Linked DNA regions of Homo sapiens: region 1 is linked to region 2. The links are chromatin contacts, found by Hi-C or POLR2A ChIA-PET in ENCODE. All regions are on one chromosome and are shown on one strand. The core of a region is the stretch at or near the end of the contact, and the rest is flanking DNA. Distances in the headings are between cores, read along the strand shown. Region 1 overlaps LOC107984012 (a long non-coding RNA gene). Region 2 has its middle 37 kb from the start of EGR2.

Region 1 (3,396 bases), core at 382-2,881, 63 kb before region 2:
AAGATGTCACCTTTAAGTTCCCTGAAAAGAAAAAGTCCTCCAAGCTCGTCCAAGGCCAAGTACAACTCACACCTTTACAGCATGAGGGGATATCAGCCTGTTCAATGTGGTTAAAGGGAAAACAGTGAAACCTGAGTTGACAAGAGGAGAGGAACATCCACAAAAGGGGAATGAGCACAGAGAGAAATCAGTCAGAACCTCAGAGGAAGGAACTGTGCTGGGTGTCACACTTTATAAAACGTTAACTAGCTCTTCCTCTGACATTATGAATCTGATATGATTTGCAGAGACAGTGGGGCCAAACGAACAGAAAATTCATTCCAGCCTAACATTCTTCTCTTCCATTTAGCAAGTGTCTTATTACTAAAGTTTATTTCTCTCAAAACTTGGTCTCTGTGTGGCCAGTTGGTTTTGTTCTGTCCCATGGGACCAACCAGGCTCTTAACCTGACCCTGCACTCTGGCACTCAGGGACCAAAAAGAAGGAATGATGTATGCTCCCAGTAAATAATAGTGTGTAGATTCCAGTAAAACAGTTCAGAGAAGGGTCTTGTGAAAATGGGGCTGGAGAGGAATTGTCTTGATGTGAGAAAGGTAGCATGCATAGGGTGGCTGTTGGATATCAGTGTTTTCCAGAAACAAATGGTGTAGTGGAACCATCAAAGGACAATGCTGAACTCAACTCTTTCTTGAAGTCATAGGAGGTGGGACATTTGTGTCTTGAAAGAAGATTACATTAAGCCTGTTGCCTATTCCTTCTCTCCTTCCAGAGCTATAAGTTGGTGCTGTTTGCCAGGGTTGGTGTCTACAGAGGGCCAGGGGAATTCCAAGCGAGGGACTCAAGGAGAGCTTCTTGGACTCCTCAAGGTAAGAGACGTGGTGAGATACTTGAGGATTTCTGGTTCCCATTCTAGTGCCTGCAGCATTAAAGAGCCAACAAGGACTTAAGACAGAAGCCCATGCCAGGAGTAAAGCATGTAAAATAGACTCAAAATTTGTCTGTGCCAAACCTCTTAGGAATGGAGTATCTGCTTAATGAAGGAGAACCCATCCATATACTTAGGAGTTGGAACACCAATATATGAGAGTTCTCAACCTATGGGAACTCTAAAAGTGCTCTTAAATTTGAATTCCCTCCCTTCCATTCTGGCCGAGACTTGGCCCCTAGGAAAATAGCAAAGTGCAAAGGTGTTGACTCTAGTCAGTTAATAGATCCACTAGTGTTTCTGCATTACTCACTGTTAGTCACCAAGCATTCACTAAGCATCCACTGTGAGCATGAACAGGACTACAGGCTGTTAGTTGTGTCATTTGCTGATGTGTCTGCCCTCTTCTACTGCTCCTACTTCCAACGTCTATGTAATATTTTGTATCTCCTGACAATGCAGCTGGGTTGGGTACTAACAAAGAAGGCCAGAATGAGCTCAAGGGTATTGCATTATTGCTGGAAGAGTGTTCCCATTAATAAAAGCTGGCATTGTGTAATGTCATTCACATATTACTGTACATGAGATGATGCAATGTGATGCTGGCCTTTGATTCACCCAGAGCTTAATGGGAGAATGAGACTGGTCATTCCAAATCCCTGAATTTTTACCACTGAGAATCATAAAATATTAGAGCTGGGAGGGACTTTAGAGAATAGCTCACCCAACCTCCTTTGTTTTACCAATGGGAAATCTGAGGCTTATGTTATTCTTTGTTGAATGTACCAACTGGAATCTGGCCAAAGTGCCTGTTTCTACTCACAAATGTAACGTTTGGAAACAGATTGGGTCCTGTGCCATCTGCTACCATCCTTGGTAGACTAGAAGACTAGGAATCCAGAATAGTTCCAAACCGTCTATGCACTTCATCTACATTATTAGCATCCCGGTTCCAGAAATTCTCTCCCTGAGGGTACTAGTATGTGGCACAAAGGCAGGGAAAATAAAAATAATTCTTGTTTTCTTATAATTTCATCTGATTCATCACTGCATCAAGGTGAGCTCGCTAATCTTAGATCTCAGATCTCCAGGGCATGGGCCCAGCCCTCTTTGATACAGAGCTATGAAGGCTGTCCAGCTTTGGTAGCAATCTCAATGGCATGTTTTTGTTGGACCATTTAAAAAATGACACAGTCCCCATTGGAGCTTGCACCTGTGTGTTTGTCTACCTTCTGCTGTATCTCCTTAATAGGGGAGGCAGGTAGTCTACCTGTTTAGAATGAGTTCAGGCTACGTAGTCTACACAGCATCAAGATATGGAATGTGTAGTTCACAATTCACTTTTGCCTGAATTATTTGTGTAATTGTGGAATGGGTTAGAAAGGGCATTTTAAAGAGTTATTCTTGGCTGTGGTAGGCTTTGTTCAATGGAAACATGTTTGGCTCTGTGTGAGCTGGCCTAACAGAGAAGTCATGGACAACATCCTCTTTCTTAGGAAAGCTTTCAACTGAAGAGTACTGCAAAAATCTTGGGGACACAGAGCCAAATGAAGCTGTTGACCCAGGGTTGGCCATCACAAGTGTTTTGTAGCCAAGGAAAAATTTGCCTGGGATCAAGATGCTTAGCAGGACTCCTGAGAGTGCCAGAAAGGAGACTGGAAATTAGTAGAAGTTGCTTCTGTTTTTGAGAAGGGCCCTTCTGTGTTTACATAATACAGAGTTTTTGAAATAGAAACCCCTGGCCAGAAAGTTAGAGGCCAAGAGAAGAAATAGAAATTAAATGAAATTCTTCCTTCGGCCTCCCCCTCATCTCTGTAAAAATAGACAGAGACTTCCTTTTCCACTTACAGATGGGGAGGGCACTGTTTTGCAGTTAGAGCTGAGTTGTGAGGTTGAGGCAAGCTGGGTTGGTGTTCGAAGAGAATTACCATCTCTTCGAATTGAAACCCATACCCTAAAGGGTCTTTGGATTGGGAAATAGTGCAACCTCCCCATGCATAAGAGTAGGAGGCACTCCATTTAACTCTAGAACACCATTTTTTGGCAAGCCTAGCATCTAGGCTTAACTTAGCTACACCCTTCTCCTACTTTATTAGAAGCTGGGCATTGAAACTTATCCCTGCCACCTACTAGAGAGAGAGCAAAGAGTATCAGAATGGTCTTTTGAAGGATCTGGTATATTCAAGAGACAAACGCACAGTTTTGTTTTCATTCATTCACTTGCTTAATAAACATTTATTCAACTTCTGCCTCTCCTAATCTGTGTGATTTGCCATGTTTGTGGAGAATGGAATATGAAATTACTGAGTCTTGGCCATCCACGATCTTTCACACTAGGCAGGGAGATAAGACAGACCCACAAATAATGATAATAAGCAGTGAAATGTAACAAGCTCCTCAAGAAAGACGGAATGAAAGGTTATAGAAATTCAGATTAGAGGAGGACCTAGCTGAGCTGAGGAGGGAAGGCT
Region 2 (3,671 bases), core at 129-2,628:
AGGTTAGATAAGATGACTAGGTCATTTCGAGACCAAGGGTCTAAACAAAGGCCTAGGCATAAAAAAGAATTGAATAGGCTAGGCAAGGTGGTTCACGCCTGTAATCCCAGCACTATGGGAGGCTGAGGTGGGCAGATCATGTGGTCAAGAGATTGAGCTCATCCTGGGCAACATGGTGAAACCCAATCTCTACTAAAACTACAAAAATTAACTGGGTGTGGTGGTGTGCCCCTGTAGTCCCAGCTACTCAGGAGGCTGAGGCAGGAGAATTGCTTGAACCCGGGAGGTGGAGCTTGCAGTGAGCCGAGATTGTGCTACTGCACTCCAGCCTGGCGACAGAGCGAGACTCCATCAAAAAAAAAAAAAAAAAAAAAAAGAATTGAATAATTTTTCAAGACATACATTGGGATGTTGCATAAACAAGGCTGAAAAAAGTAACTTTTTTTTAAAGTAAAGAATAATGACTAGCTTGTTTTTCTCAGAAATGTATTAAGCATTGAATTATGTTATAAAGACATGACTTTCTATTTCCACATATTCTGTTTCAAGAAGCATTTTAACAGCAGCAGTTATGTCCTGGTTTATTGAGAATATCTGCCCCTGGAAATCTAAAAAATCAATATGTGTGCATTATTTTACCTACAGTCATAGCGTCATTGGACGTTAGGCAGGAAGGCAGCAGAGACACTTCCTGATGATCAACCCACTTGTTTTTACTAATACAAATCCTGAGGATCAGAGAGTGGAGAGGTTTGTCTGAAGTGATTCAGCTGCAGCCTGTGCTGGATCATCTTTATTGGCCTGGCTCCCTTTGCCAGCCAGCTCTGTAAACTACATGGATCAGGTTCTCTAGCCTTCTGGGTGGGAGGCAAAGGCAAGAGATTGGAGGATGAGTAGAGGGCAAGGCTGGGGTATTTACTCCATCAACAGCTTCCCTTCTGGGATGTGATTCAGTAGCGGTTGCATTTTTCGACCCAAAGCCGCAGCTCCATCCTGTGGTTCCTTTCACCCCAGGAGTGACCAGGCTTCCGTTGTTGCTAACTCCAGCCTGCTGAACCTGGCTCATGCCTTGCTACATAGTCCCTTTTTACTTACTAGTTTCCATTGAATATGTCATCTGTTTCTTATCTGGGCCCTAACCATACACATTCGAATCCAAGTCTTCTGACTACTGTCCAATGCTGTTTCTATTCCGTTCCCAAATTCAAAGGCTGCTTTAGAAATACAAAGGACTCTGAAAAGTTCTGAAGATCAAATGTACAGCAGGGTGACTATAGTTAATAACGCTGTATTATAGACTTGAAATTTGCTAAGTGAACCGATCTTAAGTGTTCTCCACAAACACACACAAGGATGACTATGTGAAGTGACGGATGTGTTAATTAGCTTGATTGTGGTGACTGTTTCACAACGTACATCAAAACGTCACATGCACAGCTTAAATTTATACAGTTTTTTGGTCAATTATACCTCAATAAAGCTGTAAAATATAAAGATCTATATTTGACAAAAAAGAAGGAAATATACATGACTCTAAGTGCTCTGATTATGTGGAAATATTTTAAAATACTTTGATGAAGTACTAGAAACAGAATCTAAAACTATGGGTAATGAGGCCACAGAGAGGGGAAAGACTGACTCTAGGGAGGTTCTGCAGGAAATCTTGCAAAGGTGAAATTTGACTGAGGCAAAATGTGGAACTGTCTAGAGGGGCAGGAGGGCACTGTGGTTCCTGTGTGGTCAGAGGAACTGAGGTTGCTGCTTTCAATCCTGCAAGAGCTGAAGTCAACCCACCCTGGGTGTGATTTTATGAGATATGTGTTTTTTATCCAGCACAGCCCCTAGGTATAAGCCAAATACTTTGTGCTCAACTAAAGAAGCAGTGCATTTTCCCAACACTGGATAGGAAAGCTGGTTGCATTTGTCTCAGAGAGGGGGCCCCTGCTGGTCTCCAGCATGGTGTCTAGTTGAGATATTGCCAAGAATCAACCTGACCAGGCAGAGTTTTCACCTTAAATCCTGACTTCACTGGAATATCATCTCTACATACTGGTGTTTCATCTTAATTCATTCCCACTTGCTTCCTTTTCCTCATGAAAATGGAATATCAGGCCGGGTGCGGTGTCTCACGCCTGTAATCCCAGCATTTTGGGAGGCCAAGGCAGGTGGATCACCTGAGGTCAGGAGTTTGAGACCAACCTGGCCAACACGGCAAAACCCCATCTCTACTAAAAATACAAAAATTTGCCGGGCACAGTGGTGGACACCTGTAATCCCAGCTACTCAGGAGGCTGAGGCAGGAGAAGCACTTGAACCCAGGAGATGGAGGTTGCAGTGAGCCAAGATCGTGTCACTGCACTGCAGCGCCTGGGTGACAGAGCTAGACTCTGTCTCAAAAAAAAAAAAAAAAAAAAAAAAGGAATAGCAGTAAAGTCATGAGGTAGAATGTAAAGCGAAGTTTCTTGAATAGAGCTGTGCCTCAGAACTGAAAATAACTTTGTTCTAGTCTCATCTCTGTCACTGACTTCATGGGACCTCATGCAAGTGTCTGGGACTCAGGTTCCTCTGAGTAAAATGAAAACTCAGATTAGAATGGCATTTGAGGTCATTTCTGCCTTTCAATTGCTATGATCCCCTAAATAATCAGACTAAATGACAACCTCTTCTCTCTTGAGCTCTCTGCCTATTTGGAGAAACAATTCATGTACTCAGGGTCCCTTCCTCCTGGGTCTTGGAATATGTTTCATAGAGAAAGTGATGAGGTTCTGGTACCCCTAACATTCCTGGACTCAGCAACTGGTGTCTAGACCCGAAGACCTCATGTTCCTGGAGCCCATCCTCTGGCCACTGTCTTCCTGAAGACATGTCATATAGGAAACACAAGGCAGGAGACAGATCTCACAACTTGATTGTTCTGTTGGTAGGACCAAAAGAATCATTTGGAGTTTGACTGCATTATCCAAATCACTTTTCCATTCTACTTGACTCCATCTGTCAACATATGCAAAAAAAAAAAAAAGTCAGTCCAACAATTTTCCTTTTTGATCTGTCCAAGGTCAAATAATCATTCTGGCTGACTTCTTTCCTTGTTGACCAGTTGTTTCAATCCTCCATGGACTCACTCTACAGAAAGCTCAATTTCAATGGTTTCTTTCTGCATAAGCCACTTAAATCAAGTGGCTTTGATTTCTTTTCTGCCTGGCAAACTCTGCCTCCTAACTTTAAAACACAGTTCAAACAGCACCTCCTATGGGAAGCACTTGTCGATGCGCCTTCCTTGGGTAGAATTCATGTTCTTGTCCTCTGTGCTTCCCAGGCACTCTGCACCCATCTCTTTCCTGGCATCTGTTGCCCTGTCATAGAGTTATTTGTATCTGCTAGAGGGGGAGCTTCTGTAGGTCAGAGACCTGGTGTTTGTGTATCTCTGCCTGGAATAGCAACCTCTTAGTGAGGACTTCTTAAGAAAGGAGGAAGGGAAGGGGCAGAGGGAGAGAAGGAAGAAGGGAGGAATTTTCTGTTTGCCAAATGCTTGCAACGTTCTCTCCTTATGCATATTCTGAGGGTGAATGACATACTTCATCGACAATGTAAGGGTGTCTTTGACAGTGAAGTAATAATAAACTACCAGCTGTGGCCTAGTACCACTGAATGGTTTGTTTCTCTTGCTCTGC

The links. Hi-C counts contacts between places; a loop is a spot of excess contacts on that map. ChIA-PET counts read pairs that join two places held with the same protein, here RNA polymerase II (POLR2A). Pooled maps may share reads with other maps.
Region 1: a loop to region 2 is called in a map with no recorded cell type, with 3 times the contacts of the local background. The contact joins two enhancer-like sites. A Hi-C loop is called at or near these places in 5 of 37 single-sample maps with no recorded cell type and 7 of 50 pooled maps. POLR2A ChIA-PET finds 5 or more read pairs at or near these places in 4 of 52 experiments (GM10248, GM12878, PC-9 and 1 more).

Annotation. Positions count from the first base shown.
Region 1 is chr10:62,914,431-62,917,826 of GRCh38, reverse strand. LOC107984012 (a long non-coding RNA gene) reads left to right here. Exons shown (of 5, transcript XR_001747465.2): 3 at 770-866. Among named protein-coding and RNA genes, the nearest start is that of EGR2, 100 kb to the right of the region's middle. Within about 2 kb of position 1,631, at least 3 of the 41 ENCODE cell types and tissues checked have a DNase peak (open chromatin) inside an H3K27ac peak, as active enhancers do.
Region 2 is chr10:62,851,223-62,854,893 of GRCh38, reverse strand. No RefSeq gene overlaps it. Among named protein-coding and RNA genes, the nearest start is that of EGR2, 37 kb to the right of the region's middle. Within about 2 kb of position 1,378, at least 4 of the 41 ENCODE cell types and tissues checked have a DNase peak (open chromatin) inside an H3K27ac peak, as active enhancers do.